4 separate regions of the Homo sapiens genome follow, and regions 1, 3 and 4 are each linked to region 2. The links are chromatin loops, found by intact Hi-C in ENCODE. Cell type or tissue: PC-3. All regions are shown on one strand.

Evidence for each region. A loop is a pair of places that touch in the nucleus more often than their neighbours do. Peaks named below come from ENCODE experiments on the same cell type or tissue, not always from the same donor. Only the 100,000 strongest peaks of a DNase experiment are listed, where the experiment ranks them.
Region 1: a loop joins it to region 2, with 2.6 times the contacts of the local background. A loop is called at or near these places in 39 of 110 quality-filtered maps.
Region 3: it touches region 2 in a loop (6-fold over the local background); 11 of 110 quality-filtered maps call a loop at or near these places.
Region 4: it touches region 2 in a loop (6-fold over the local background); 23 of 110 quality-filtered maps call a loop at or near these places.

What each region holds. Positions count from the first base shown.
Region 1 is chrX:39,809,570-39,817,569 of GRCh38, forward strand. No RefSeq gene overlaps it. Among named protein-coding and RNA genes, the nearest start is that of MIR1587, 24 kb to the right of the region's middle. RefSeq lists enhancers at 5,087-5,146, 7,112-8,000. In PC-3, a CTCF peak has its summit at 5,000 (motif pointing right); a DNase peak (open chromatin) is centred at 6,332; H3K27ac peaks cover 1,449 bases.
Region 2 is chrX:40,008,698-40,016,697 of GRCh38, forward strand. LINC03053 (long intergenic non-protein coding RNA 3053) reads left to right here and starts at 553. Exons shown (of 2, transcript XR_007068218.1): 1 at 553-1,104; 2 at 1,321-3,497. RefSeq lists enhancers at 1-320, 3,344-4,067, 5,805-6,304 and silencers at 3,799-3,848, 5,059-5,148. In PC-3, no CTCF peak of the experiment used is centred here; DNase peaks (open chromatin) are centred at 3,484 and 4,764; H3K4me3 peaks cover 3,827 bases; H3K27ac peaks cover 3,308 bases.
Region 3 is chrX:39,950,746-39,958,745 of GRCh38, forward strand. No RefSeq gene overlaps it. Among named protein-coding and RNA genes, the nearest start is that of LINC03053, 55 kb to the right of the region's middle. RefSeq lists a silencer at 3,185-3,413. In PC-3, no CTCF peak of the experiment used is centred here; a DNase peak (open chromatin) is centred at 3,336; H3K27ac peaks cover 1,300 bases.
Region 4 is chrX:39,893,003-39,901,002 of GRCh38, forward strand. No RefSeq gene overlaps it. Among named protein-coding and RNA genes, the nearest start is that of MIR1587, 59 kb to the left of the region's middle. RefSeq lists an enhancer at 4,439-5,420. In PC-3, no CTCF peak of the experiment used is centred here; DNase peaks (open chromatin) are centred at 2,959, 4,699 and 5,369; H3K4me3 peaks cover 2,096 bases; H3K27ac peaks cover 4,433 bases.

The DNA.
Region 1 (8,000 bases), 200 kb before region 2:
CCTTGAGAATGGAAGAGCACAGTGGAGAAAAAAATGAACACATGTAACAAAATCAGCGGCAAGTGCAAGGCTGGGCAGTGCTATTGAAGCTCAGTAGCAATTCAGGGAAGGGAACTACCAGGGCAGGCTGACTTGCGGCAGACAGGGTGTTCTTGGGGGTGGTGCAAGGTGGGGAAGTGCTGAGGCTAAAGGTAAGTCTTTTTTTTTTTTAAGAGTCAGGGTCTCATTCTATTAATATCACCCAGGCTGGACTGCAGTGGCACGATCATAGCTCACTGCAGCCTCAAACTCCTGGGCTCAAGAAATCCTTCTGCCACAGCCTCCCTAGTAGCTGGGACTACAGGCACATAGTACCATGCCCAGCTAATTTTTAAAATTTCTTGTAGAGACTGGGTCTCACCATGTTATCTACCCAGGCTGGTCTCCTGGCCTCAAGCAATCTTCCCGCCTTAGCCTCCCAAGTCCCTGGGATTACAGCCATGAGCCACCGTGCCTGGCTAAAGCTAAGTCTTACAGATTTCCATAGGAAAGGACCAGGCAGGGGGTGGCAGGGCTAAAGCACAGAAGTGGGAATGGCCCTGGCATATGCAGGCAGAGAGAACAATCCACAGAAAAACAGGTTTTGCTTATATTTCATTTAGAGGATTTTCTAATACAGATTCAAGTCATTCAACATTTACTGGTACCTACTATGAGGTACCTGCTATGGGCCAGGCACCATTTTGGGACCTACAGGGGATCTGGGGCTAGTCCAGCAGGACGAAGGACCAGAACAAACAAAGTGACATGTCTGCGTTTGGGTTCCTCAGTAGCCGACCCTGAGATAAGGGTCTAAGTACAAGTAGTATATCTGGAAGGAGGCAGGGAAGGGAAGGTAGCCAATGAGCAGGTTACTGCTGTGGGCAACTGGGGCACAGTCCCACTGGGGATCTGAGAGCTGGCACAGAACAATTACTTGGGAATATTCCATCCATGGAGTGAGGGAGCTGGGGTATTTATCCACCAGCTCCCATCAGTCATTGGTTGAGGGCTGCTCCCAGGGAGCATTAACCCCCTGGCACCTTCTGCTTGACAGAGAAGGCTCAAGTGGTCAGAAACAGGCTCCAGGCACAGGGATACAGGTGCTGGCAGCTGTGTGCACAGAAATGGTAAGCACAAGGTGACATGGGTGAGGCATCAATAGTGTCTACTGCACATGTGACTGAAAGGGGACAAAGAGGATATGGACCTGTGGCCTCCATAAAGACACCAGGACAAAGTTTCCAAAACACTCATCGGAAGATCCTTGGGGTTCAAAATGCTGAGAGCCGGGGCTGGGGAAGTAGTACATCATTTCAAATAAAAGGAACATTGTGAACAAAGACAGCTGAGCAAGGATCATGTCTGGGAGCTGAAAAGTGTGATTTGGCTAAAGTATAGTGACAAGGAAGGTCAGAGGTAGGGACCTGAGCCACACTGTGGAGAACTCGAATGCCAGGCAACAGCTTTAATCTTCATTCCACAGGCAATGAGGAGCCATTGAAGGTGGTTGAGCAGGAGTGGCATGGAGAAGTGTTGTAGGAACACTAATCTAGCCAAAAAGCAAGAGGATAACTTGGAGGTAGGGAGACTAGGTTAAAAAAAAAAATTCCCCAAATGAATGTTAGCCACAGTGGAGATTATTTCGGAAGGGAGAGAAATGAAGGGGGCTCCCTGCAGCTCTGGCCCCAAGAGAAAGGCCCCTGAAAAGAATTGCGTGGGAGCTGCTAAAAGGGGGACCAGCTCCTCGCCTGCATGGCCTGATTGTTCCTTCTGGCAAAGATGTGGGCCCACTCATTTCTCTCCTATTTTCTTTCCTCCAAAAATGCTTTTGGCCTCTGGTTTCCGAAAGCTTTGCTCAGTGAGTTTAAACAGCATCTCACAGCATGGCCGAGCAATAACAAATGGCGCCTGGTGGCTCGCCTGCTGGTGGCTTAAAAAACAATTGATGACTTTTAATCAGCTGAATGAGCATGGGACAAATGACAGCATGGCCTGAATGCAGCCCAGACGTCATCGGCTGACATCAGTGGGGAGGAGGGAGGTGCCCTTCTGGTGAGCTTGGGAACAAACAGGAGCAGAGGCTGGCGCTTGAGGCTCCAGGAGGCAGCTCTGCTCTCACCCCAAAGCGGTTGCCTTCTTCTCTCCCTTCTGGGGAGACCAGGTGAGCCAAGGGCTGGGGCACTGGAAGACCGGGGTTCAGGGTCTCCAGATGTCACTTGGTAACTGTAGGCATCAGTTCCCCTCCAGACCTCAGTTTCCCCCTCTGATAAATGGAGGAGATGAAGGCAAGTTTGTGTCTTCTGTTAAGCCGCCCCATATGTGGGATAGCTTTAGACTGAATCTCTAAAGGACTCAAGTGAAGGTCTGTTTATATATCCTGCTCCTATCAAAACTATCAAAACCATCAACACTCCCCACTGCACGGCCACTTTCCCCCACCTCCCCCTACCCACACACCAAATGGATACTCACCAAGCATTCCTTTTTTTTTTTTTTTTTTTTTTTGAGACGGACTCTTGCTCTGTTGCCCAGGCTGGAGTGCAGCAGCGTGATCTCACTGCAACCTCCGCCTCCCGGGTTCAAGCTATTCTCCTGCCTTGTAATCCTAGCTGGGATTACAGGTGCGTGCCACCACACCCAGCTAATTTTTGTATTTTTCATAGAGATGGGGTTTTGCCATGTTGGCCAGGTTGGTCTCCAACTCCTAAGCTCAAGTGATCCACCTGCCTCAGCCCCCCAAAGTCCTGGGATTACAGGTGTGAGCCACTGCACCCGGCCTCACCAAGCATCTCTGATAAAGGAGTGCAAATTTGAGCAAAGGAAGCAAAAATGGCAGGAATGAAAATAAAGGTATTTGTTGAGTGCTTACTACATGCCTGGCCCCGTGCTATGTGTTTATAGGCATTATCTCATTATCCCCATCTCACATGAGGTGAGGTGGGGAGGAAACAGGCTCGGAAGGGTAAAGGAATCTGCCCATAGTTCTACCACCAGTAAGTGAGGGACACGAACACATGCCTACCTGCTTCCAAAGCGCTTGCCCTTCCTCACTTTTCCAGCCCAAACTGGGACACAGGAGCAACTTAAGAAAGTAGGCTGGGGGAAAACTTGACCTGATGCAGGAACATATAAATTATATTAAGAAATGCCACAGGTCACACCTCAGTCACAATCACAGGAACGCAAGACCTTTATGCCATGAATCTTCCCTGACCACCAAAATTTAGGAATTAAGAATCTGCTTCTTAGGATTTTTTTTTTTAATCCTGTGCTTGGTCCACAGGAATGGACACTCCCTCCTGGCCAGCTTGCCCACCCTCCAGGCCACAGTTTGCACACTGTTTGTCTCCCCGAGAAGAGCTACCCCTCCCTCCCTGGCTTATGCTGGGCTTTGTGCGAGATGGACCCTGAGATGGTGACTGGTGTATAGGATCCTGATTGGAGGCTGCTGTCAGGAACAATGCCTGTGAGGGAGAAAGGGCTGCAGGATGGGGCAGAGGGAGAAGCTGAACTACAGTGCAGTTGCAACAGAGGCCTCAGTCAACTCCAAGGCAAGTTCTGGGGCTGGGATGGCCCTTCAGAGATGTCCTAAATTGAGGCAAAGGGGTAAGTCCTTGCATAGTCTCCCCCGCCTATAAACCAGTCATTGAATGAGTTGCCCTCCCGGAAGGTGGCAGGGCGCTCCCTTGGACAAGGCAGCTCAGCCAGCTCCTATCAGCTAAGGACAATTCCAAGTGGGCAGCGGTCCCCACCCAAACCTTTGAAGGGGGTAGTTATATGGTGTGCTCCTGAATCCACCATCCCATCCAACAAAACTCCTGCTCATCCTTCAGTTGGCAGCTCAAGCTTGACCCATTCTTTCTGAACTCCTAGCCACTCCCTGAGCCCCTAGACTCGCCACTATTTCCATCCGCAATGATGGCCCTGCTTCAGAAATGTCAGATAACTCCTTACCCTCCATCTCTAGACAGTGAGAAATGGAGATCACCTTTACCACCTGTTCCTGGCACAAAGAAGCCTCCCCTAGGTGCTGAGTAGATGGATGTTGCATGGGAGGTGCCAGCAGGCCCACGGGAATGTTCCAGCTTCCACAATTTCCTCTCTATCAGTGACTCAAAGTGTCTACGTTGTTTCTGCCGATGACATACAAGCACAGAGAAAGCTTGCTCCCACAGCCAACCTGGCAACCTCTCTTGGGCTCAGGCCAAGAAAGTCCTGTCCTTGTTCCCTTCCCTGTCCAGTGTTCTGCTGTAAGTCCACTTCCTAGCTAAGAGGGCCAAGCACATTTAGAAGCCTCCGTGCCAGGGAAAGCCCAATGCCATTGCCAACTGCACTACATCGCCGTTCTTCTGAAGGAAATTACTATTGATCCCACAGCTCTCCTCCCCATGCTGTTTGCCGGGGACAGCCAAGGATTCCCGTGCCAGCTGGGCTCCCACACGGCTCGACTGTTCCTGCACCAGATGGCCAGACCAACACCCTCTGGCTGCCGCACGCTCCCTGGGAGACGAGGCTCTGACGTCTATCAGCCTGGCTTTTTGTGCACAGGGACGCCGGGGTCAGGGATTACAGGGCCAATCACATTACACTAAAAATCTCTGCACAGCGTAAAGATTTCCAAATCCCAGTGGTTATCAGTGTAACCAACAAGGCAGGGAAACTGTTTCTATAGCCTTAACTTTCACTGCTCTTTTCACAAATATCAGTTGAATGCCTCCGTGGTCTGAGGGATGCAATGGTAAACAAGACAGTCCCTACCCTCAAGCTAGTTATAGTCTACTGGGGTATAGGTTAGGTAACCATATCATTTATTGTTCAAACTAGGACACTTTTGAGAAAGTAAAAGGGGTGTTTTTATCGTTAAACCAGGGTAGTAGGCATAAATAAGGAGGTGTTCCAGGCAAACCAGGATGTTTGGGCACCCCAGATAGAGACACAGCATGACCAAAATGGGGGGGAGTTCAGGTCATGGGGGCATAGTACTGTTAGGTGGCGCCACAAGATGGCGCAATTGAAATACTCGTAGCTTTTCTTTGTTTTTGTTTTCTCTCTTGAAAACTAATTTTTCTTTCCATTGCCACAGAGCCAGTAGAACCCTTCCATGGTGTGCTGGAGCCAAAGGGTACTGGTTTGTGAGATCAGATCATCAAATTTTCAGGAATTTTTGCCAATTGGTTACTAAGCATAGCCATTAATAAAAATTAAAAGAAGTAAAATAAAAAATAGAATTATAATTAAAATAATTAAAATTTAAAATGGAGTAAGTCATATTAAAAACAAAGGTAATAAATACTGAAAACTCACACCTTCCTGACTGCTTTGCTACAGTTTACTATTATTTACTCTCATGAGGTTATTTACCCTTTCATGACTGTGTGGTAGAAATACTATGTAAAAGGCAGGGCATGGTGGCTCACACCTGTAATCACAGCACTTTGGAAAGCTGAGGCAGGTGGATCACGAGGTCAGGAGTTCGAGACCAGCCTGGCCAACATAATGAAACCCCCTCTCTACTAAAAATACAAAAATTAGCCAGGTGTGGTGGCGGGCACCTGTAGTCCCAGCTACTCTGGAGGCTGAGGCAGGCGAATCGCTTGAACCCGGGAGGCGGAGGTTGTAGTGAGCTGAGACCACACCATTGCACTCCAGCCTGGGTGAGAGGGTGAGACTCTGTGTCAAAAAAAAAAAGAAAAAAGAAAGAAATACTATGTAATGCTGTGTCCGTGTCTTTTCAACTCCATGGTCAGCACCATCACGTGGGCAGCTTGAGACTGGCTGTGGTGGGAGTATTTGCATCATGGAAATCAGCAGATACTACAAGTCAGGGCTTGGGGGGCAGGGAGCCAGTTGTTAAACATTTACTAGCACATCACCAGAATCATCATTTAAGTTCAATAATTTATGTGGCTGATTTCATGTACTCTGGGCAGTTCTATCACATTCCCCAAAATTATAATGTCCGCTCTCACCCAAAACAACACAGAAAGTTGGGGGAGGAAGGGGTTATGTTCTTCCCATAACCTAATCTGAACACTGAGGAAGGAGGAGCCCACACAGTTTAGTGCTAAGTGCCACAGTGCAGATAGGTGAATCAGGGAGTCCACCGCCAGGGTCTAGACTGCTGTGGAAAGCTTACCCCCAGGGACAGATGCCTAACATTTGCATATTCAAATTGACCAGTGGGGAACTCAGGATATCTTGTCTGTGATTGGTGGGATGACTTAGGGACTGCCCATGGGTACCACTTGTGCTGTGAGTCAGGGCCCCAGTAGCAATGGATGGCAGACTCAGCAAGAGGGTTAACTGACAAGAGTTTGTAAAGGGACTATTTACAGAGTTGTGGGCAGATTACAGAAACCACAAGGGATAGGGAAGTACCCTGGGACTAGCAACAATGGGAAGCTGCCACCACTCCCTGGACTGAGGGAGCCAGGAGTGGGGGCTGTTAGCAGAACCTGGAAAGAGCTGTAGGTGAGGGCTGCTATGGGACGAGGAACGCAGCCACCACCAAAAGGGCAGCCCAGCTGTGGAAATAAATACCCAACCTCTGACTCCTCCTACCTGCCTCCCATTGGCCAAGCCAACCAGAAGCCAGTGGTCAAGGCAGCCCAAGGGATCCAGTCCCCAAGGATCAAGGATCAGCCTCCTGGGCACAGAAAGTGGATGGGGTGAGGGGAGGGCAAATAGATCTGCCCGGCCAATATGGTGCTGCCCCTACCAGTCTGCTGGCTTGAAGAGGATGTGCCAGAGACCACTCACCTGCATGGCTGGCCCAGTAGAACAAACCACAGGCTGGCTGTGGGCCTAGAGGCAGGCAGGCCAGCCGGAGCCTGGCAGAGATATACCAGAGTCAAAGGAGGGCCATCCAAGACCGTCCAGTTGACCTAAACGTGATGTGGAGAGGGATGTGTCTTAGCTACACCTATGTCCAGAATTAAGCCTCTGCACAGGTGTGGATTTTACCTCGAGGCTAATAAAGCTTAAAGTTCAGGGCCTTGACTCGCACAGTCCCCTTCCAAGGCCCTGGTAGGGTCCTAGCAGTTATCATTTGTACCTCTGCACTGTTTTTCTTCAAGAAGGCCCCAAAATTCACGTAACTTTTAGGCCCCCAAACTTGGATCTGACCCTGCAGCTGCATTAAGAAGAGATTGGGCTGCTATTCTGGTTTCTCCTTCCAGGGGGTAAGTTTATCCGCAGGGTACAGGAGGGCAGAAGGGACTGTACCTCCCCACAAGAGGGGTTTTGCCTCCGCTCTGCTTCTCTTGGAGGAGCATTTCCCAAGCTCCTCCTCCTCACCTCGTTCTGGGAGAGGGTTAATAGACGTGGGGGTAGGAGGCCTCTTGGGGCCAAATACTTCTGGAAAGATTGGCGGCCTCTCCACTGCCCCCCACCCACCAACCTCCGGAAGATTCACAATGTACATTAGCATAGTAAAGGCTCCAGATAAAGAAAACGTTTGGCTTTGTTTACTGTGGGGGTTGCCCATACTTCCTGGAGCTTAAGCTGAAAGCGAAAGGATGAGTAGGAGTCAGATAGTTGTAGGAGTCAGATAGTTTTAGGAGTCAGAGGGTTTTAGGCTTGAGGGTACAGCCCCAGCAAAAGCCTCGCAAAGCCCGGAGAACTGGAAGAAATTGCTGCTGGAAGGCAGAGTTTGAGGTGGTGGAGCCGGGAGGGATGGACTAGAGGAGCCCCCCAAGCAGGCCTTTCATCCTGAGGACACCGGGCGACAACGCGCTCAGAGCTCTGAATCAGAGCTTCCCTGAATCACAGGCAGAGCTCCCAGCTCTCTGAAGGCTTGGCATGCTGCTGTTTGCATCCTTCCATCTGTTAGCGATGTTTCAGGCTGGGCAGGCATTGTCCTCATAGAGTTTCTCCCCCATTGTCTCTGCCTCTGCTCACCCCAAAGCTGGCAGAACCACAGCGCCCAGTGGCCTCTGGCTGCAGAGGGCATGAGGACTTCAGGCTGGTTTCCCAGAAAC
Region 2 (8,000 bases):
GGGAGCCTCAGATATCGGTAACCCCCATGATTAATTCATAACTCTCCACTGCGCCTGGCACCGTCTCGGGTCTTTAATCGGTTCTGAATGTCAGCGAGGCTTCCCCGACAGCCTGAGCACTGCTTTTTCAATGTGTTGAAAGTCGCTGCGCGCACACCAGGAGACAAAGTTGCCATCTGCTCCGGGGACCAAGGCAACTGGGCGCTGGGAGGGGCCTTCCTCCCGCGGCTCCCGCTGCCCCGGGCGGCCTCCTCTTCCCGGCCTGCCCCAAAGCCAACACTGTCACCCGGAACGTCCCCGCCCCCCGCCCCGGGTGCATGCATGGTGGAAACTCCGGCTTGCAGCGAAACAGAGCGCTGCGCGCGGGCGCGCAGGGAGCCTCGCGGTCACCCAGACCGAGACCTATGCTAATGAGATTATAGGCCCGGGTTGTTTGTGTGCGCGGACGTCAAAGGGGGGGCGCAGATAAAGTGTGGAAACCGGGATGACTTGGAGGGGGGAGGGGCAGGAAGCCCCAGGAGAACAAAGCTCCTGGCCGTCGGCCTCCAAAGAGTCGCAGAAGTGACCGCCACTGGCTCGTGCACAGGCGGAAGCGGGGGAGGGCGGGGGACGCCAGGCCTAAAGCGCCTCGTGGGTTTAGAGAACTCAGAGAGGGCACCGGGTGGGGGTGGGAAGAAGACTCAACCCGTAGCTAAATGTTTGGCCTTTGGCTATTTTTTAAGGAAACGAATCTCAGGGAGGTCGGGGCGCGGGGGATGGGGGCATCATCGCGCCTCGGAGATGGGAAGCGAGTTCCCCTCCGCTTTCTGGGAAAAGCCTTGTCTCCCTTCTTTCCCCTCCCCCCATCCTGCTGAGGGTTTGCGTTGACCCATCTCTCCGCTCGGGACCGGCAGGAGGACGGAGCCGCAGGGGCTGACCGCGGCCCAGAGGCTGCCCAGGGGTCGCGCTGCTGCCGGCCTGCGCTTCCGCACTCCCGGGTTCGGTGCGTCGCCTCTCGCGGCAGCGCCTCGCTTCTTCCAGACTGTAATTCCACACTCCCGCAAGCGCTGGGGCTGCGGAATCGTTTGAGGGAGTTGGAACTGCATCAGATGAGCACGCCGGGAGGTGAGATCGGGTAGGAAATAGCCGAAACTTTGAGTTGTGCGCCACCCCACCGCCCCCAACACACACACACAGGCACACACACACACACACACACACACACACACACATTTACCCTCCCCCTTCCCAGCCGCAACCTCCGCCACCCTCTCGATTCTTCAAGGTTTGCAGCCCAGTCCTGTCATATGGTTTTGTTTCTGTGCTGCTGTTTTTTTTCAGACACGAAAATTGGACACGTGGAGAATTAGCCCTGCTGGAGAAGCGCTGGGTGCAGACTCAAACAATGGTTTCCAGCGCCGAAGCTGAGGCATCACCTTCCCCACCTCCACCCTCAAATGGCAGCTGCCTCTATATACAGCGGGCACACCCCTTCACTACCCACCCCCTCCCCCAAAGCCTGGTTAGGGACCTATGTGGGCTGCACGCTCTGGAGCCCCTTGCCCGGACACAAACCCTAGGTGGGCCTGGGCTGCCCGCTGAGTAGCTCATTGCGCCTGGGATCCCCTGGGATTTAGAAGTATAGGGCTCTCTATTTTTCCCTAGGAAGGTCCTGTCTCAAAGATGCCACCCCCAAAAATTAATGTGTAAAAACCCAACCAAGCTCCAGTCTCTGTGTCCTTTGGCAAATCTATCTTTCCTAGGGCATACTTTCCTAAGCTGCTGGGACCTTGCCCCCCATCTGATGAGCCATACGCAGGTGGTCTGGCCTCTTCAGAGCAGCTTCCTTTAGTTATTGTCTTCTCCAGAGGCCCCATCCTCCACGGCAGCCCTAATCTTAGCCCCCCAGCCTCTCTGAGCCCCCATCCCACCCCCACACTGCGCTGAGCTGGCAGCAGCCACAGCTCCCCCAGGCAGTTCCTCTCTCACTGCGCGGCCTGTGCATCTCGCTGGGGCACACACTCCGCACAGAAGCTCCCTCGCCTCCTGGAGCTGGTTTCCTCTTACAGGCTCCCCTTAGAGCTGCTGGTGCTGTGACAACGCCTGCATCTCTGTGTCTCCCTGCAGCGCTGCGAGCTGTGAATCTGCCTTCTCTTCCCTTCCTGCAAAGGTCAAGCTGCCTCCTTCTCTCGCAGGGCCGCAGTTCAGTTCTGGCCTGCAGAGCTTCTACACTGCAACTTGAATATGGGAATGGGGTGGGCATCGTGCAAGGGAGCAGTCACACTCAAGCCAGGAGGCAGGGACAAAAGGGTGTGCGATTCAGGGAGGGAAACACTGAGGACAACCCTCAGAAAGCAGTGCAGGATTTGCAGCTAAAGACTCAAAAGAGGGAGAGAAAACGAGGAAAAGGCTGTTACTAGGTCGTGAGTCCTGAAGTGTAGGCCTTTCTCCTCCCACCCCGTGGGTTGCCCTAGGGGAAGGCCAGAAGAGGCCTCAGGTGTCTGCACTGTGTCCTGTGCAGTTCCTAGGGCCATGCACTTCCGGTGAGGCTGCACTTTACTCCAAGCAGGAGTCAGAAGCATGGAATTCAGTGGCCGCAGGAGCTCAAGTCGGCTGCAGCCCTTTCAAAGAGGGACCCCGAAGAGGCCTTTCTGCCACCCCAGCCCCAGAGAGGCTATGAGGCTCTACAAGCAGCAGAGAGAATGATACGGAGAAAAATGAGAGGAAACGCTATTAAACTTGCTTCCTCTAAAGAGCGCTACCCACCGTTTTCTCTGAACTGTACCTAAAAAGTCAGGAGAGAACTCGTTAACTTTTGTTTGGTTTAACATTGCCAGCTTCAAGTCAACCGTAGGCCCCCCGAAGGTTTTGTAAAATATTTAATCTAGCTCAGACAATTTCCTGCAGTCCCTAACCAGACCACCCCACTTACTGAGCCGCTGCCAAAAAGGATGCTTGACTGCAGACTGGCAACCAGAGGCCTTCCAGTCGCCTGGCTGGCCTTGACCTCCACTCGAGGCGCCAGGAAAGACCCTTCCCGGAATCCCGAGAGACCAAGACCTGGGTAATCCTGGAGGTCTAAACCCGTGAGGAAGCCCAAGAAATGGAGTTAAAGACCCTTTTCGCACAACCGATTGTTGTCTGTGTGACCTTCTGCGGCCCTTGCCCTCTCTGAACCCTCTAAAATGGGCATGAGGATGTCTCACCTTCCTCTGGGTGTTATGCATTTTGAAGCGTGGGCACTATGGGAGAGGCTGACGCTCTGTGTTCCCCAGCGCCCTCCACTCCCACCCCTTCACTGTTTTCTTCGACATTATCTCCCTAGAGAACACAGCAAGCAGGAGCGGGATCCTTCGACTCGGCTGACTCTCAACTCCTTCCAAACGTGAGGCTGACGGGGAGAACTCCTGCTCTGCCCAGTTTCCATTCCCGCCTCCAGAATAACGAGCCGAAAACATGTGTACTGTAAATAAAGCCTGTCTAAATAAAGCACTCGGGTAAAGGCTACCGAGAAAACACTCCGCATCGCTCTGTGCTCAGAGCGTGAGTCAGCTTCCCAGCCCCGGGGGAACAATGGGGACCTTGCCAAGGGTCCCCTTCTGTCGACCCCTGACGGCCCCCAGGCCCGTTTGGGTGGCGGGAGTGCCGGCACCCTGGGACCTTCGGGCCCGAGGTTCGGGAGGGCTAAGGGCGCTCCAGGCGACCAGGGTTGGGGTCCAGCCCCAGGATTAGCGCGGCCAGGAATCCCTCTGCCCGCAGCTGCCGCGGAGGGGTTGAGGGTTAAACAGACACCGGGCAGAGGAGCGAGCCTGCCGGCTGCGGCCGGCGCGGCGCGGCGCGGGGAGAGGACGGGAGGGAAGAGGGCGCACGCTACCTAGCCTCCCGACGAGAAGACGTCTCCTCCCCACGTCAGGCCGGGCTCTCGCCCACTCGGCTGGCCGCCTCTGCTCCCTGGCCTCTCAAGTCTCAGCGGAAAGAAACGTAGCGGCTGCCAAAAGCACCCCACTCCTTTTATTGTCCCCATAAGCCTATACACGTACACTAGCCACCCCCCCAACACACACACACAACACGCACACGTGTGCGGGAGACTCGAGGATGCCCTGCCTCCATCGCTCACAGAGTGAGTACCAAGGCCGAGCGAAACGGCACCCCTTTGGTGGAAGACACAGTGTTGGGACCAGTGGTGGCCTCCGCGCTACGTCTTCTATCGCAACCTCTGGGTTTCCTTTGCAGAACTGCATACCCCAGAGCAGAGGCCATGTGGAGACCTGCGGCTTGGTCCCGACTGGTGCAGTGGCCTCTGCTCTGGTGTGGGCTGGCGGTTTCCCCGCGCCCGGTGACCTTAAGGGGGTTTCCGGAGTCGCGCAGCCAGCCCTTCCTCCCAGCTTCTCCGGCCAAGGCCGCTCTCGGCCGCCCAGCCTGGTCGGGCTCGGCTAGTCGGCTCCTCGCCCCGGGCAGGAGTGCGGTTGGTGAAAGCACTCGGGGCCTCACCCACGCTCTGTGCACACGCGCCCCGCCGGGGCGGGAGCCGGAGCCGCGCTCCAACAGCCCGAAATTGCCAAATGGTCGCTGGGCAGGGTTGGGGATAGACTTTGGGAACCGGGTTTGAGCTGGAGAAGACGAGGAAAACGAGTGAAACGGGAGAGGCGGGGTGGGGTGACGGCTCATAAATCATCCAGCCCCACCCTCGGGCCTCAGTGCAGAGGCGCCCTAGCCCCACGAGGAAGAGGAGGTTCACCCAGCCACTCCTGGCCGACCTCTGAGCTCTCCGGGAGCCAGCGCCCCACCCTAGGCTCAGGCCGCGCTAGGACCAGCTCCCGGCCCAGATCGTAAACCACCCGCCGGAATCGGCGGAAAGCCGCCCTTGGACACAGCGCGCATCCGCCCAAGGGGAAGTTTATTTATAGCTTGTAAACGTAAAGGAAACCAGACCGCGCTACCTCGCCGCGCTCCGGCTGCTTCGCTCCCCACCTGCCCACCAGGAGGGCGCGACGGGTGGAGGGAGGTGGGGTTTGGTTCTGTGCCCCCCCTCCCCCGCTCCCGCTCCGCTGCCAGGGGAGAACAGGGTCCTAAGAGGCTGGCAAGCCTTACATTCCTCTCGGGACGCCTATCCAGTGCCATGAAAGCCGGAGGGGGCGGAGGACAGGGCCCGGGCACCGGAGTGGTTAGGGTGGGGGTGGCCGAGCTGGCCCACTTGGCACGGAAGGGCAGGCAGGCCAGGCGACGCGGCGCGAGATTCCACAGCTCCCGCTCCGGACCGGGGGAAATCCTGGAGTGCCAGAGAGCCCGGGGAGGGGGCGCTCCGGGAGCCTCTCCTTGAAAGGCGGGATGCTTTCCCCGTTCCTCCCGCGCACGTGTCCTCAGCAGAGCAGGCAAGCGCTGCGCGCCTGGGGCTGCGATCCTCGGGTGACAGCGACTGAGAGCGCGCCCTCTCCACCCCCACCCCCGCCGTCGCCGCCTCTCCTGGGGAGCTCCAGTCTCCAGGGTGCGCTCGGGGCAGGCCCCAAGAGCCAGAGAAACGGAAAAGTGCCGGGGAGGCGATTAGGAAGAGAAGACATTAAAAAGCCCAGCCCTGAAAGACAGGCAGCCGAGCTGAAAAAGACGCCTGCGAACCCCCACCCCGCCGCCCCTCGCCTACTGCGCCCAGACGGCCCCTCCTTGTCCCGGCTGAGCGCACCCACCCCCGGCCTCGGCCGGGGCGAATTCGTGTGTGTGTGTGTGTGTGTGTGTGTGTGTGTGTGTGTGTGCGCGCGCGCGCGCGCGCTCGAGTGCCGGGAGGGCAGTTGCGAAACGGGCTCTTGGCTGCAGCGCGGCATAATGGAGGTGGCTGGAACAATGCGCGCTTTGTGCGCGCGGGGAGTTGTTTTCCACCCGCCTCGCCCCCCTTGCTCGGGCCGTATGGCACTTTAATCTCCGCCACGACTCGGCACAAATGCACTTGTGTCCTGCGGGTCACTGGGGGCCGTGCGGCTGGAGCCGCCCCCACCCCGACCCCCGCGGAACCCACCGCCGGCTGCCCCATCTTCCTTCCTGAGCACCCCCCACCACCACCTCAATTCCCGGCGTGGGCCGGTGAGCTGGCGTGGAAGCTTCCGGGCCCGCCGGCCACTTTTATTTTCCGTGAAGACGGCCCCTCCCCCGCTCCACGAGCGCGCGCGCGCACACACACACACACACACACACACACGCCGCCCGCAGGCCCCACACTCACCGCCCTCTCTCGCCTAGCCTCTCCTCGGCCCGCCTCCGCCCCCGCCCCCGCCCCCGCCCCGCGCTCCGGACTCCTGCGAACAATAGTAAATGTCAACAGATTCCGCGCGGCGAGTGTCTGACTCGGCCGAGATAAGGGTGCGCGGTTGGCCCCGCGCTCCTCGTCGCCGCGGGGGGAGCCCACCCTGACCCCGGCTGGAAGGAACCGGCTGTGACTAAACCCGTGCCGGGAGAGGGGGGCGGGAGGGCAGGGCACCAGTCCCAGCTCGGTGGGGCAGCCTCGCCAGGAGACCAGGCCCTGCCCCGCCCCCACCCCACTTAACCCGTTGCCGATGGGGGAACCTATGGGCACCGTAAAAGCCGCGGGGTCGACGTGGCGGTCGGGCCTGCTTTTGGCCCACAGCTGCAATCTCCAGAGGATATCGGCAAAACGCTGATCCACGTGAGGACTCGCAGTTTTCGACCTACTGGGAGCCAGCACCTGAAGCAAAGGATTCGAGTCCTGATGTCCGGAGACTCATTAAAATATTTTCCTAAGCGCGCACACACTCGCAGGTCCTCCTCCTTGGTCGTCGGTAACCCACCACCCAACCGAATTAAAATTCGCAAATTGATTCCCACGCGTTGGTATTAATGGGTTGTTCCTCTTAAATTGTTGCCAACTTTGCTAATGGATTATTATTTAAATGATTTCTTTTTCATAAAGTACGTGTTGTTTTATAGATGCGTATTTACTTAAAGAAATCAACTGCATGTATTAACATATTAAAGAGAGAATAAAGCATCGGGGCCGGTGTAATGTACTGTTCAGCCTTACTTTGGGTGCTCTCGAAGATAGGAAAATCTTATTTGTTTAATAATAAGTCACTCATGAATATGCAAATGGCATCGGTGCAGTACCTCACTTCTGTCACTATTAATGAGTTGCAAATTAATGTGACAACAAAAGGAAAATCTATTTAGTGGAGGAACTCAGGTTCCTACCTGGGGAGATCACAAGCAAGCCTGGAACTTGAGTCTCCAGGCAGGAGAGGACTGGGGATGGACACGTACCTCCTCACGTAGTGTTTTCCTGGAGCCTCCACTATTGTTTGGTTTCAGGGACCTGCTTTGTCAGGAACCCCTTAAAATTCCTGCTCCAGACCAGAGGAAGAAAGGCTGCTCCAGGGTAATTAGGGCCAAGTGTGATTAATGGAAATCAACCCACAGTTTGAAGTAAAGCAGTTGGCCAAGCAGATTTTGGGGGGTCTCCTCCCCCGAGCTTAAAGATTCCCCAAAGCCTTTTTGACCTCTGTTGCTTTGGACAGGGTTGAGGACGTAAATAGCGAATTAGCCCTCACAGGCCTGATCACAGGTATTAAGACAGCACCCTATGCACTTGAATTTTACGAGGTGACTTTGCTGATGGGAGATTTAAGAGCAGATCAGCTCATTTTCCTGCCGACCTACTTCCCAGAGGTTACAGACTGAAGTCTGGTTGTCTTCCATTTGAGCCTTCATTCTTTTCTGGCCTACACACCAGAGCCTATTTTTATTTCATCGATGATGCTGAAGAGAGTGTTTCTAATTCAGTTAAGTTTGGAAACATCGCTGAGAAAAAATAAATGTTGAGCTGTCCAGAACTGTGAACGAATAGTTCAGGTGCCTGGATAGCATTTCAAAGAAGCTGTTTGACTAGGGAACCTTCTGGAAAGATGCACGTATTCGATATCTAACCTGGTTAATGGTTACATGGTTTTATACATATGTAAAAATTCATCAGGCTGAGCATTTAAGATCTGTGCACTTCACTATGTCTAATCTATGAC
Region 3 (8,000 bases), 58 kb before region 2:
TTTTCTTTTTCTTTTTTTTTTTGGTACAGACAGGGTTTTGCCATATTAGCCAGACTAGTCTCAAACTCCTGGCCTCAAGTGATCCACCGTTCTCGGCCTCCCACAGTGCTGTGATTACAGGCATGAGCCACCACACCTAGCCCTGGAAACTTTCAAATGACATCTTAAAGGACAAGGAGAAGGTTATCTATTACTTCATAATAAATTAGCTCAAATTTATGCAGCTTAAAATCACGCACGCTATTATCTCACAGATTCTGTGGGTCAGGAATCTGGGAGTAGCTAGGCTCAGTTGTTCTGACCTAAGATCTCTCATGAGGTTTCAGCCAAGGTGTGGGCTAGGGCTGCAGTCATCTGAAGGCTCAATTGGGGCTGCATAATCTGCTTCCAAGATGGCTCCCTCATGTGGCTGTTGTCAGGAGGCCTCAGTCTTCACCATGTGGGGTTCCCCATAGGCCGCTTGAGTACCCTCACCACATGGCCGCTGGCTTCCCTCCTGAGAGGAAGAGTATCAAAAAACATATGGATGTATCTTTCAAAGCACCACAGTGTCTAGTGCAGGGCAGAGTTGTCCACCAGCTGTTTCCCCCTTTCCTCACACCTGTCCAGCTGGGCTCCCCCACCCTTCTCTCCCCTTGCATGGGACATATTATCAAGGACAGCAAGTTTCAGAAGCAGAACGTGGCTTTTCTCAAAAGCAACCATATAGGTCATGCAGAAGAAATGGGCAGAGCAGAGTAGCCTTGGGATGTGGGCAGAGTTCAGGGATGAGGGAGCCTGAGCTGTTATTACTACTATGCCTCTAAGGGCCCAGGGCGTGTTGTGACAGCATTTTCTGCACTGCCCATCTGGGCATCCTCTGTACTCCCACAGTGGTGCCCTCACAGGAGTGAGGCTGTTACACAAGCCCAGTGGCTATGGTGGGCCCTGCCAGGGGCTGGGCTCAAACTGAACGGTTTCCATTGCCAAAGGAAGTTCCCACAGGGATGTCAGCTCAAAATGGGAGAGCACGGTTCTGGGGGTTCTCAAGGGTAGGCACCTGGGCAGAATACTGGGCCAGTAGGCCCACACCATTCTCTCTTCCTGCACTTCTGGAAAAGAGATGGCCATGAGAATGTCAGCCTCCAGTCAATCAGACTTGGCCAATTCCCACTTCGGCCACAGCATATGCCCATCTGAGCAAAAGCTGACAGATCAAGTATTTCCACATATCCTACAATTGAACCAAAATAATTACTAGCTCTCATGGAGCCTTTTCTAGGGGCCAGGGGCCAGACACTCCAGTGCATCTTCTTATTTTAATCCTCACAAACACTCTCTAAGAAAGGAGCTGGTACCAGCCCCATTTTACAGAGGAAGAAACTGAGGCTCACAAAGGTGGAGTAACTCACCCCAAGTCACACAGTTAGTAAGCAGCAGAGCCAGGCCTTCAACCCCAGCCGTGTTCCTTGCACTAAAGCACTTCTATGTTATACTGCATTTAGCATATTATTTAGGGCAAGGTTGGTTTCTTTCTTTCTTTCTTTCTTTCTTTTTTTTTGAGATGGAGTCTCGCTCTATGGCCCAGGCTGGAGTGCAATGGTGCAATCTCGGCTCACTGCAACCTCCACCTCCCAGGTTCAAGCGATTCTCCTGCCTCAGCCTCCTGAACAGCTGGGACTAGGGGCACCTGCCACCGTGCCCAGCTAATTTTTGTATTTTTAGTAGAGACAGGGTTTCACCATATTGGCCAGGCTGGTCTCGAACTCCTGACCTTGTGATTCGCCTGCCTCGGCCTCCCAAAGTGCTGGGATTACAGGTGTGAGCAACAGCAACCAGCCTGGGGCAGGGTTTCTTAATCTTTGTCACCAAAAGGCGTTAACAGCCTTCTAAGGGTGTCAAGGTAGAGTCCAAAGTGGCACCTCAGCAGGCTGGGCACGTCTTGATGTACCATGTTTGGCATCGCTGTTCATGTCCATCTACATTCTATTCCATCAGAGGGCCCTGTGCTTGTTTGAATAGAAGAGCGACATTGACAATCACTTCAAATCCAATACAATTGATCCTCCAGGAAGCGCTGCCACCTTTACCCTGTAGTTTCAAGTGCCCTAACATCCCTGAAGAGACTGCAGAGTACAGGGACCCAGTCTAAAATCACAGAAGGCTGCCCCTACAGTCCTGTCCATTGCTGTTACGCTTCCTTCTCTGTTGTCACCCTTATCCCTGGGGGATTCCCAGCAGCTCTAAACTGAGGCAAGAAAGAGGGAGTGAGGGTTGGGGTGGGAGAACCACTCCTCTCACCTTGCTGCTTCATTCACAGCTCCCTCCTCCTCTTCCACCACCCCCACCCCCACAACCCCACTGCAGCCCAGAACAGAACTTGGCACATTCTAAAACTGAGTGGTTGCAGCTGCCACAGACGCCTGAGAGGAAGGGGTTAAAAACATCTTTCATCTCTCAGCAGTGCCTTTATATAGTCCATGTGTGACTCTGAATGGTTATGGCTTTATATATAGTGTGCTCTGTGTGGAGACAGAAAACACTGTAGTTAAGGGAACAAAGGCGGTTCTAGTCTAATGACCTGCTCTTATTTGTGGGGACCTCATCTCTAAAGGGCGGCCTTCAGGTGACATCTGCCATGTTGAGTGTATGCCTGAAGAATCACACCAATAAACACTGGAGATGCAAATACAAGAGAGGTAAGAACGTGCACAAATAAACTAAGGCCACTCATCCTGTTTATTGTTTCTAGAAAAAAGAAAGCACACGTTTCCCTTTGGATGTTTTCACACATAGCCAAACCTTAAAATGTCAACTTCTGCAAGGTATTTGACCTAAAAATAGTAAAATTTCTGTGTCATTTAAAAAGCCATTTAAAATGACAGACTTAAGCCTGATTTTTCAAACATACATCTGGAATGACAAACCGAAGTTGCATTATTTAGGGGCAGAGTCTTTGAAAGCAGCTGCTAGGCCTTCATTTTACTAAAATCTGCCTGTTCCTGTGGTTTCTCGTAGGTGACATCTGCTTGGATTTTTTGGACGACAGGTCTCTTCTTTGTCCCTTGGTGATTAAGAGAAACAGGAAAGAAAGAAGGAATAGCTCGGGGGAGGTGGAAGGAGCTGGCAGTAACATGATGGGAAACCACGCACCTTTGCATCTTAGATGATAGCCAGCCTCTGCTCCCTCTGGGGCACTAAAGGGCTCAGACCTACATTTACACACTGCTGCACTCAAAAGGAGCAAAGCCAGGAGTTCCAATCGAACCAACCTCGCTTGGCCAGAGAACGTCACATGCACCCTGGCAGGCAGGCAGGCAGGCCGCCAGAAGCTCGCGGTTTGTTTAGACAGCACAGGTCACTCCTGTCCACACCCAAGGCTGACGCGGCTTTATAAACACTGAGCACAGAGTGCGGTCTGTGCAGCAGCCCCATCAGAGACCTGCACTGCACCGGGGCAGGGCACTGAGGACAGGTTCAGTTGTGAGTTCAGAGGGAGCCACATTTCTTCACCCACTGGAAGAACTCAGCTTAAAACAAAGTGTGCCAGGAAAGGGCCCATTGGGGTCCCCTTAGCAGCCCCCACAAAGCCCTGGGAGCGCTGGACTGGGAAGCACGAGATGAAGGTTCAAATCTTACCACAGCTCGTAACTGGTTGTGTGACGTGGAGCAGGTCACTTGGAGCACACCTTTCTGAGCCTTCCTTTTCCAAATACAGAGCTTAGACTACTGGCTCCAAAAGTCTTATCGTTCTGGTGGATCATCAATTCACATTTATTCAATGTATGAATGAACAAATGAAGGAAGGAAGGAACTGAACCACCGAACAAATGAACAGCCTGAAATAGGGGTTCCCAGCCCAAGCCACCTCTGCCTTCCACCCAGCTCCGCACCGCACCCTTCACACCCTCTGCAACTCCCTGAAGGGAAAAGGAAAGCATTTGAAAAAGGCTTCCTACAAACGTGAATTCACAGTCACATTTTAAAAGCTCCAGCGCCAAAGCATCTCCCCAACCCCCCACTGCTTCGACCATTTACCTAAGGAGAAGCTCACCACCAGTTTCTCCGACTCCCTCATTCTGCCCTCAGCTTCCTGCGCTGGAGCCCCTGGGAATTCCGGCCCATAAGCTGCAGCCCCAAACCTTAGTGAAGAAACAAACGGGCTGCCCTCTCTCTCCTTGCACTTCACCAGTGGGTTCGTTTCAACGCCTGTGGGTGTATTTCAATGAGAACAACATGAAAACATGGGCGGATTCTTTTCTGTCTAAAAGAAAAAACCTGGACCAATAAGCTGAAGTAATAACAAAGCAGAATGTGGACATCTGCTCCCCGCCCTGAGCGACTCCCCACCTCGCATTTCCTGGGGCCTTGTCACACCCCCCAAGGCATGGATTGCCAAAGTCAAAATTAATTCCCCTACATTGACTGGGCATTGCAACCTGCTGATGTGTTGCTTGCGACTTATTTGTTCATTCATTAAACTAAAATGCAGTGAGCCCTTTCTAGGTGCAAGGCGCTGTGGAGGCTTCATTTTGAACAAGCCTTTTAGGAAGCCTGCGGTCTAATGGGAAGCCGAGACAAGCCCATTAATAACTGTGATACAGGAAGAAACGAGGCGAGGCATCAACCCAGGAAGTGCTGGGAAAGAATAAAAAGAACGTTTGTTTGTGTGGAGGTGGGGCTGGAAGTGCTGGTCAGGAAGGCTTCATGAAGGTGGTGGCGTTTCACCTGGGCAGTACAAGTCTGGGCAAGATTGCAACAAGCCTGACTGGAAGGAAAAGCACTCTGGGTACAGGATGCTGAGTGAGGAAAGGTCCAGAGGTGGGCAGATGCCAGAAGCAGGGTCCCAGCATCATCCACCTTTAGTGAGAACACGCAGAGGCAATGGCAGACAAGCCTAGCAAAGCGAACAGAAATAGTTCCCAGAGCAAGCAGAAAGTCAGGCTGAGGAGTCTGGAGTTTATTTGGTGGATAGAGGGGAACTACAGAAGGCTTCTTGGCCAGGGAGTATCTGTCGTTTGTCTCTTCTGAGATCCATTTCCTTCCCTTCTCTTGCTCTGCTTGGTGCAACAGGAAACTACATTTCCCAGGTTCCTTTGCAAGTGGCCTCTATTATGGTTCAGCCAATGGGGTACACTGGTGGGAGCCAGAGGGCAGGAAGAGGGAGAAATCAGGGTATTTCTCCCCATTCCCTTTGCCTTGGGCAGCATCTCTAGCATCATTTGCTTCTCCTGCATCTTCTGTGTGGTTCCAGCTCCCGTCAGTTGACTCCAGCTCCCACGTCCCCTTAGTGCTTCCTTTCCCCTTTGTCCTTCCAGCCCTAAGGGATGCTAGCTGCCATAGCTAACCTCTGGGTTATAGGGGACCTCGCTGTCCCCTATTTGGCTTTTCAGCTTCTCAAGCATCTGTGAAGCCAGTTTCCAGGATTCTATTCCTTATATTTTAATACCTGGAGTGGTTTCTCTTCTCTTGGCTAGACTCCCACTAATCCAGGGTAATTGGATACAATTTGGTTCCAGCAGGCTCATGCTGGCTGCAGAGGGCCCCATCTGACAGTTTTTGGGGTCTCCCAGGGGAAGGGTGAGCAATGCCTGAAGCAGCACACTGGCACGAGAATAGCCAAAAGAAGACAGTCACAGAGCCACCAAAGAGGTGATCCAACATTACCACTCAGGGATGGGGACACCAATGATGATGGTGATTTTCAGCTTGAATGCCCAGGAGAATGACTCGGCCATCAACAGAGGTGACACCACAGGGGAGAAACTGCACCGGACAAAATCTCGCTTTGTCATCCAGGCTGGAGTGCAGTGGCACGATCTCGGCTCACTGCAACCTCCACCTCCCAGGTTCAAACGATTCTCCTGCCTCAGCCTCCCAAGTAGATGGGATTACAGGTGCACACCACCATGCCTGGCTAATTTTTGTATTTTTAGTAGAGACGGGTTTTCTCCATGTTGGCCAAGCTGGTCTCGAACTGACCTCAAGTGATCCACCCCCCTCGGCCTTGCAAAGTACTGGGATTACAGGCATGAGCCGCCACGTCTGGCTTGGACTTTATTCTTTTTCTCCTTTTTTATTGCTTTTTTTCTTCTTCGTTAACTAATCCATGCACCCAACTATTGGGCTTTTTCTCACTGATTTTGGATTGAGGAGATTGAAGGAAGAGATCTCTAAAGGGAGAGAGCACCAGGAGACAGGAGCAGCAGAAGAAGACAGCTTCAGGCCAGTAGGAGGGGCTGAGCCATAGGCAAAGCCATGAAAGAAATGTGGGGATTGGGCACACAGGAACCTGGAGAAGGGCTATTATGCAAGAGGTCGAGAGCCCAGCACTGAGCAGGGGCCAAGGGGATGAAGGGAGGGGAGTGATACTGGGCACATCAGCTGTCAGGGGCCTGCCCAGAGCAGAATCAGGAGATCAATGGAGGAAGGAGTCAGACCCGGGGCAGTGAGCACAGACAGGTCTCAGACAAGAAGCCTTCCAGAGGCCGGGTGTTACGGTCCATACCTGTAATCCCAGCACTTTGGGAGGCCCAGGCAGGAGGATCTCCTGAGCTCAGGCATTCGAGACCAGCCTGGGCAACAAGGTGAAACTCTGTCTATACCAAAAATACCAAAAATTAACTGGGTGTGGTGGCACACGTCTGTAGTCCCAGCTACTCAGGAGACTGAGGCACAAGAATTGCTTGAACCCAGGAGGCGGAGGTTGCAGTAAGCCGATATCACACCACTGCACTCCAGCCTGGGCAACAGAGCAAGACTCTGTCTGAAAAAAAAAAACCAGAAAAAAAAGCCTTGCAGAGAAGAAAGGCAGGAAAAGACTTGCCCAGGGATGAGGTACATCTGAGACTACAGAAAGGAGCCCAATGAAAAGTAACAGCCCAAAAGCCCAAGGATGAGTGTGTTCATTCATTCATGTATTCATTCATTCATTCATTCACTCAACAAGCATTTACTGAGTGCCTCCATGTGCCAAGTACTGTTTTGAGCTCTGGGAATGGAGCAGTGAATGAAAGAGATGAAAAGCCCCTGACTGCCTAGAGCTTCTATTTCAATAAGGAGAAATAGACAATAAACAAGAACACATCAAATATGTCATATTGCAGGTGATGGTAATGGCTATGGGGAAACAAGAATGGGGTTGGGGGGTTGCAATTTAAATAGGTGGTTTGGGGGAGGCCTAATGGGAAGGAGACTTAAGCAAGCAAGCCATGAGGATTTCTGCAGGAAGGGCATGTCAGACGGGGGAACAGCCAGTGCAAGGGCCCTGAGGCAGGAATGTGCCTGGTGTGTTCTGGGAATGACAATGAGATCAAGTGGAGCCAGATGGGGCCCGGGGTGCAGGGTGACAGGATACGAGGTCAGAGAGGTAGAGGAGTCAGATCAGGGAAGGCCTTGTCAGAGTAGGGACTTGGGCTTTAATCTGAGGGAAATGGGGAGCCACGGGAGGGCTTGGAGCAGGAGAGTGATGTGATCTGACTGAGAGCAGTGACTGAGTTAGGGAGGTGAGTAATCTGAGGACCGGGAAGCTACAGCAGTGAGCTGCCTTCCTGTGGGAACCATTGTCCCAGAGGCCCAACTGGGGCACACATATTGGGAGAGGCATGGCTTCCTGAGAGCAGGCAGAGTGGGGACAGGGCCAAGGAGTACCTCAGGCCTTTGTCATGTCTGAGGCCCAGATATGTGAGTGCACTGGGATTTGCCAGCTCACAGTAGGAGCCTCCCATGCTATTAATAGTCCCTGGGTTCCACACCCACAATTCCATGGTACAAAGTATTTATGAGCCTCCCGAAGACTTCTCTCTTCCCTCAAAGCCCTGAACAGGGCTTTACTCCCCACCGCTGGTGTCCACCTGAGGGAGCAGGAACTATGAACCCTCTGAACTTTGTTCCCAGAAGCCCCTGCACTGAAGCCTGCCCTCATGCCCACCCTAGGGCTCTCCAGGCTGCTCACTGGCCTATCCAAGAGGCAGCCTGCAGACAGGGGCAACCTAGATGCACCACCCACAGCCTGCCTCTGC
Region 4 (8,000 bases), 120 kb before region 2:
GAAGTTAGCTTTTTGGCTATAATTACCCTTCCTTGAAACCTTCCACTCCCAGATGAGAAGCAAGCAGTGGGGAGGAAACACAGACAACAGAGTTTGGACAGAAAGTTACTTTTCCTCAAACAATTAGCAACCATATATTGAGCTGTTTCTTAGTTCAGGGCTCTGGGTTGTATTCCAGCATATTCAGAAAAAATATGACACAGTACTCAAGAAATGTTCTGGAGATGACTGTTGCTAAATTCCCCCATATATCTATCCATAGTCCCTGCTTAAGGGGTAGGCTAGGGAACTCCAATATTCCTCATGACCAAACCTCCCTGACCACTGCTGACTGGCCAGGCCAATATACCTGATCTAGGGCGGAACCAATCCCTAACCCCGACTGAATCAATGAGATTCTCTTCTGAGATTTTTTAACTCAGAGACAGAAAATCAGTCAGAGAGGATTTATGGGCCCTGGAGCTTGTCAGGCCATTTCACAGAGTTAGAGCCGCCATTTGGGGCAGCCAAACTGAGTTAGACATAATCAGGCAAAGGAGTCAAGGAAGAGTCAGCGAGTAGAGACAGAACACATCAGTCACCCAGAGAACCACGGGGAGGAGTGACTGTGGGCCCCAGGCTGAGGGAGAGGGACAGAGCCCAGCCTCATTTCTAGATCTCTAAGTCTCAGTCCCTGGCCCCGTGATCCGTGGTAGTTTTGGGTTATACAAGGGACCCTTGTCTCCTGTTACTAAACCTCCCGTGTCTTTGAGCTAATTTAAATAGTATTCTGATCCTCGGTATCAAGAGTGTCCTAGGACAAGGTATTTTCATATCAACTGAAAAAGATAATAAAACATTTTCATCTTGTATGATATATTTTTGCCTTCAAGAGTTTTGTGGGTACCATCACCCCTCATTTTATAGCTAGAGGAAGTGAAACTGGAAAACCTGGGGGCTTGGCCAAGATCACCCTGACCACAAAAGGCAGACCTCAGCCACCAGCTGGAGGCATCTGCTGCCAAGTGGGCTTTCCCTCCATCCCACCTTGCTGTATGCAACCCAAAGCATTATATAAGCACGTGCTAAATCATGGGGCTATGGCTGTAAGTGCTGACCGGTTCCTGAGAGAGAGGGTGATCAATACTGGCAAGTGTAGCCAGGGAGGCTGGCCCGGGAAGCCGGCCGGGCCCTGAATGACCTCTCTGGCTTCCACCCATTCCCCCATACACTCAGAGATGCTTCCCATGGTCACTCTTGCTTATTTATTTGTATGGCACTCTTCCTCAGAGGAATAGGGCTGGTGCACTGAAGGAAAATCAGAGTACTGGTCCCTCAAAGTGTCAGGCTTGGCCTGCAGAGCTGCTCATGTGGCCCCTACAGCGGCCTGGCCACCTCTTCAAGGACTCACGGGGCCATGAAGTTCACACATGGATTGCTCTCCCCACCTACGCATCATCCTCCACCATATTTCACACAAGAAGTAGGGAAATGGGCCCCTGAGCAAAGTGGCCAGGCACCGGCCCCTCCCATCGGTACCCTCTGCAATCCGCAGAAGAGCCCAGAGGTCTCAAGTGGCCTCCAATTTCCCTACAAAGTAAGATCCTGAGAGTTCTCCAGCATGTAGAATTCCACAATGGGGGCGGGGTTGAGGGGGCAGCGGAGACAGCTCAGATCTCCCCTGCAGGGACAAACGCGTCCCCTCGAAGGAATCCACTTTGGCCCTTCTGTCCACAGCCACATCTAAGAAAATAATTAGTTCACCTAATCTTTCCTAAGCACCCACTATGTACAAAACATCCTGGAGGGCACTGGCAGGGATTCAGGAGGCTTCCGGGTACATTCTCCACCAGGGGAGGGGACAGGGCTGGAGCCTGGGGGGAGGGGAAGCAGGAACTAAATCTCCTGCCAAGTAGGACGGAAATTACATTTCTTCCCCTCCTCCTTCTTCTGCCTCCCTCAAAGCCCCTCCCTGACGACTCACTTTTTATATCTCTCCAATTACAGTTTTAAGCATTTAGGGTGTTGGTGTTTGAGTTTTAAAACTTGTTAGGCTCAATTTATGCCACTTAGTAAAACCTCTATTCCAAATGAAGCCAAATTAGAACTAAAACACTGCAAGCAATAAAATGTGAGCGTTACATCTGGGCTGGGTTGGCTTTTTGATTGTTTGTGTAAATGAAGCCTTCGGGAGCCTGTCTCAGGCCTGGGCAAGGGGAGCAATTCCCTCAGGTCCCCCTGGAGGTCTGTTAGCTGGTTGGGGCCAGCCTTCTCCCTCGCTGAGGCTCAGGTCTGGAAGAGCAGGTTCATGTGCAGCCAGGCGAAGAGCGAGCCTTTAAAACAGGTCACTGTAACCCTTGGCAATGCCCTCCCCATCGCTGACCCCTCAGCGGATGGTAGAAGCCACATGGTCTCCCCACAGCAACACGGCCAGCGCTTCCTGCTGGACGGCCAACAGCACCCTGGCAGGCCCTACGTCAGCAGGTGACAGCCACCCACTGCCACTGCACAGCGTACAATAAATAGACATTGAATAGAATTGAACCAGCTGTAACCACGGACACAGTCGGGAATATCTCCTCCCCGCCCTTGCCATGCAATGCCTGAAATATGCCCCTGCCTCCAATGGCCATTCCTCTCTGCTCTGACTCTGGGGCCACCCATCAAGGTGAAGGTGGAGCCCAAAGAGAAGGAGGAAAAGGACATTCTGAGCTACTAATTAGGCATCTGGTGTGAGGGGAGGTGGCTGCCAAGCAGGTCAGAGAAGTTCCTAACTGATGAGCCAAGGATCTAAGCTATGAGCTAGGCCTCCCTGGGGCCCTCAGGAGGTGACATCTGGGGTTCCTAGGCTGGCCCTGTCTGTGCCAGGGGAAGAAGGCAGAGAATACGGTGAGGACTGAGAGCTGGAGAGGGAAGATCAAGGCAGCGGCGATGGCCACAGTGATGAGACAGTGACTAAGGGCCAGTGTGCGGTTTGCCAAGCAATTTGGCTTGTCCCCATGCCAACAATAAAGGCCCAGTGTCTGGCAGGAGATGGGGATTTTGTGTGCAGAGGGACACCTTACGACTGACCCTGGCAGAGAGCCACAGTCATCAGGAACAAGAGAGGAGAACAGATATAAGGGGGGAAAGGTCTCCTTTAGAGGGGCAGGACTGGCCTCAGGCTGCAGGAAGGGTGTCTGGGGAGGATGCAATGGAGTTGAAGAAATTTCATGTGTGGTTGGGGGCAGGGGTTGCCCTACTGAAGGAGTCTATTATGTTTGGAATAATCTCTCAAAGCAAGGGGAAATAAAGTACAATCAGTGGAGGAAACCTCTGGAACAATTTAAGGGAAACTGGACAAAACCCCCCAGACTGTAATAAAATGGCATCTGGAGTCCTGCTGGTTCCCAAGGACTCTCTACCACAGGCTGGGGTCTCTGGAAGCAGACGCTGAGATGGATATTGGGGGTTAAGAGGAATTTGTGAGGGATCAGATCCTGTGAAAGGAAGTGGGGGGCAAGCAGGACTTGGCAGAGCGGGTAGTCAAGCTGGGATACAGGTCCAACAGAGTCTTGACTAACCTGGAGGAGAGAGTTCTGGAGTTCTGGAGAGTTCCCGGCCAAAATGGCAAGCCCTTTATTTATTTATTTATTTATTTATTTATTTATTTATTTATTTACTTTGAGATGGAGTCTCACTCTGTCGCCCAGGCTGGAGTGCAGTGGCGTGATCTCGGCTCACTGCAAGCTCCGCCTCCCGGGTTCATGCCATTCTCCTGCCTCAGCCTCCAGAGTAGCTGGGACTACAGGCGCCCGGCACCACATCCAGCTAATTTTTTGTATTTTCAGTAGAGACGGGGTTTCACAGTGTTAGCCAGGATGGTCTCCATCTCCTGACTTTGTGATCCGCCCGCCTCGGCCCCCCAAAGCGCTGGGATTACAGCGTGAGCCACCGTGCCCAGCAAAGGCAAGCCCTTTATAACAGGCCCCCCACCCCACTTCAGCACCAGATATGGGCCACCCCAGGAGAGTGTGGCCTTGGCCGAGGCATTCTTAAACGCCCAAGGCTTGACAGCTGGAGGCTGTCTGGAGACTACACAGCCTGCAGCTGGGCAGCCAGGCCTTCCACAAAGAGAGATCTGGGCGGTGCCCCTCCATGTCAGCCACTCCCTCTCCCCTCCCTCAATGTCTAGGCTTCTAGCACATCTGGACAGATCAATCTCTTTCTTTACCTCGGGGCCTGGTCGCCCCCTCACTGTTCCTCCGGAGGCTGATGCCTGTCTGGAACCTGGTCTGACCCTAGCCCAGCCTTGCGTTTTAGTTGGCCCAGGCCCACGGAGGAGAACGCTAGTCTGATTTCTCCATTGTGCTTTCCTCCTACACTCAGGCACTGAGTCCCGGGAACCAACGGCCATCACAGCTTGCGACTGCAGGGGGCCTCATGCTTCCGGCTTGTTTAAGGGTTGCTTCTGCAGGGCTGATCATTAGGCTTCATTGTGCCACCCACCAGGGCACTAGGCAGCCCAGGACGACCCTCGGACAAGCCCAACCACAGTTAAATAAGACAACCCAATCAGCACCACAAAATATCCATAGCTTGGCCCATCGGCTGTGGCGAACGTGTTCCTCTCCAGCCGCCAGCTCAGCCCCCCTTCCTCCCAAGAGTTGCCAGTGACCAGCTGTTACTTGTTCCCCAGCCATGTAGCTTCACCAGCAAAGAATCCAGGGCTCCGGCTCCACTCTCCAGCCTGGTGGTTGAAATAACCAGCACATTCTTCACATACCTGCCAGCTTCCCAACTTGCCTAGGCTGTTCAGCAGCCCGACTTCTCTCTCTGGATTAATATTAAGGGTCTTGAAGAGGAGCAGGACAGGTCTGGGGAAACGTGGGGACTGAGTAAACATTCGGGGCTAACCCCAGCCCTCACTTCCCCTCCTGACAGCTGGCCTAAACTCCCTGCTGCAAACCCCTTGAAGCTACTTCCCCTGGCACAAGTTATGGCCCAGAACGAAGTGTTGGGTGCTGAGCAGGGAAGCCAGGAGTGGCTTCCGGCTTACCTGGTAGTAGAAAAGGAATGCCTAGAGCACTTCTCTAAAACGATCTGGGGAGAAGTTGGGGGACAGTGTGGTACTCACTGTGGCTGTGCACATAAACGACACCAGCCAATGCGAGCCACATCAGGAGGGTGGTCTTGGTTGGAACCGCCCAGCCCACTCTTGCTTATAACTTGGGTCAGCAAGAAGCTGTGGGCTTCCAGGGGTGGAATCCTAGAGGAGACCTCCTACAGGCCTACTTAACCCCCATTACATTCATTCCCTAATATACTTTTCACCTTCAGCAAATAGTGCAAATTTGAATTTTTACTCACTGATCAAATATTTACCCTGTGAGCTGCCAGTCTGGCTGAGCTTGACTTCCACAATTCTCCACATTTGTATTAGATGAATTAGCATTTTATTGTTGGCAGATTCGACAGTGAGATAAGGAAGACCAGAGGTAGCAGCCCAAGAGATTCTCCATGAAGAGTATGTTCAGTTTAGTCTTTTGTCTTAGTGTAAGTGACAGGTCTCCCAAACAATCCATCAGATATTTTAAAACATTGTTTTGGAAGGTATGAAAGATAATTGCTCACAAAGAACAACAACTTTCTGTACTTCTCATCTTCGTGACACACACCTTCAAAATCTGTTACCTGGGAACGTGGGTTTAAGGAGTGTTTCATTGTTTCGTTCTGTTTTGTTGCCACAGAAGCTTGAGCAAATCAAGTCACCTCTCTGAGCCTCAGCTTCCTTATTGGCATAATGGGCACAGTAACATTACCCCTTTCAGAAGGCTGTTGTGAGGGTCAAAATAAATATTAGAGATGACCAACACTGTAAAATATAAAGCACTACATGAAGAATTGTATAAGACTAGAAACTGAGGCCATTTTAAAACATGGTCCCCAAAGTCTTTAACACTCCTCCCATCAAGAACTGGGGTCTATGTCCCCTCTCCTTGAATCTGAGTGGGCTCATGACTGCTTCAACCCATACAGTATAGCATGAATGACACTGTGTGGCTTCCAAAGCTGTGTCAGAAAGGTGCATGCAACTTTCACCTAGTTCTCGTAGCACAGTTGCTATGGGGGAAGCCAGTCGCCACATAAGAAATCCAGCCTTCCTGAGACTGCTGTACTGAGGAGGCCGCGCACAGAGGCTCCGGGTGACAACTCCTCCCCACCAAGGCACCGGACATGAGTGGAGCCATGTTGGAAACCTCCAGACCCAGCTCACCTGCCACTGGGTAGTCTCAGTAGATACCATGAGGAGTGAAAGAAGGGCCCAGCTGAACCCCGCCCAAATTGTGCACAATGAAATGGGTGTGGTTTTGTGCCTCTAAATTTGGGTGGTTTGTTACACAGCAGTAATAACTGGAACAAAAACTATTCACTTATTAAGTTCCTGTATCTGGCTGGGCGCGGTGGCTCACGCCTATAATCCTAGCATTTTGGGAGGCCGAGGCAGATGGATCACTTGAGGTCAGGAGTTCAAGACAAGCCTGGCCAACATGGTGAAACCCCGTCTCTACTAAAAATACAAAAATTAGCCAGGCGTGATGGCGGGTGCCTGTAATCCGAGCTACTCGGGAGGCTGAGGCACGAGAATTGCTTGAACCCGGGTGGCGGAGGTTGCAGTGAGCTGAGGTCATGCCACTGCACTCCAGCCTGGGTGGCAAAGTGAGACTCTGTCCCCCCATCCCCCACAAAAAAAAAAAGTTCCTGTATCTGTCTGTCAGAGATCAAACGCCCTTATCTCTTGTTTTGTTTCCTTGTTCCAATTGGACTCTAAGAGACAGAGTGAGGTGGGATATCTCCTGACCCAACTTTGTAGATATGGGGCCACAACGTGTTCAAGTGTCCCTGGAACAAGGGAAGACTTGAACCCAGAAGTCCTGCTGCCCAGTCCCCTGCTTTCCCCACAGGACAGGGCTGCCAAGTCCATAAAGGGAGAGGTTGTCTCCATGGGTTCTGATCCCATGTAAAAGAGTTAATAGAAAACTCCTAATTATCCAAGCAATAAAGTGGAAGGGTGCCACAGAAAACCACAAACAGCCCAGCATCCCCAATTAACTTCTTGACTGTGGAATGCTGGGGTTTTGTTGTTGAAGCACGCTGTCCTTCCCACTTATGTCTGGGCTTCTGCTAAAATGCAAAAGAAAAAGAAAAAAAAAATAGATGGGCTTTTCCAGAACCTACACTGCCGGGAAGGAGCTTGGTGTGGCCCAGAAGGGCGTGATAAGGGTGCTGGCGGTGGCCTGTCAGGGATCTTCAAAATACCCAGCTTCAGAGACTCCGGAAAGTGAGCAATCTACACCTGGAAAACAGGTTGCTGGCTGCACAGAGCTTTCCAAGTCTGGATGCCGTTTACACTTGCCGAAGCGCAGCCTTCTAATTCCAGCCGCTCATGAAAAGGCACGTAGATCCTCCGTGACGTCAAATCGCTCTTTCAACTGAGCATAATTTCTTTCAATGATGGGCTTGGAGGGGTTTCAGCGACGGTGGGTTTTTTTTTTAATGAATCATAAACATGCAGATCAGATTTAGTGTTATGACTGTGGTGCGCAGAGCGTCACTGTTAATTCTTGCTAAGCGCTGACAGCAGGATCAACCCCCAAACAGCACAGGCAAATACACCATCCCAGCCCCGGGGGCTTAGAGACTGCATAATTACAGACATCGCACAGTAGTCATTATCACCGGAACATCTCAGCCCAGGCATGGCACCCCCGATCCGGAGAGCCCCCTGGTGTGCCTGCCAGCTCCAGTTCCCTCAACCAGGGCAGAGTTTGTTCCCATCTTTAGACCAGAAGGTGGGTAAAGGTCACCAAAAGCTGGGCACAGCAGGTCAGAGCCGGAGTGCCCACTCCCCTGTTCTGAAGGTTGCAGTTCGAGGCAGTTGATGCTTCCTCTGAAATGCTAAAGAGAAGCTGGGAGGACAGGGGTGGAGCGCGGTGCAGAGTACACGCCAGATTTTGCTAAATGCCGAACAGCTGAACAAG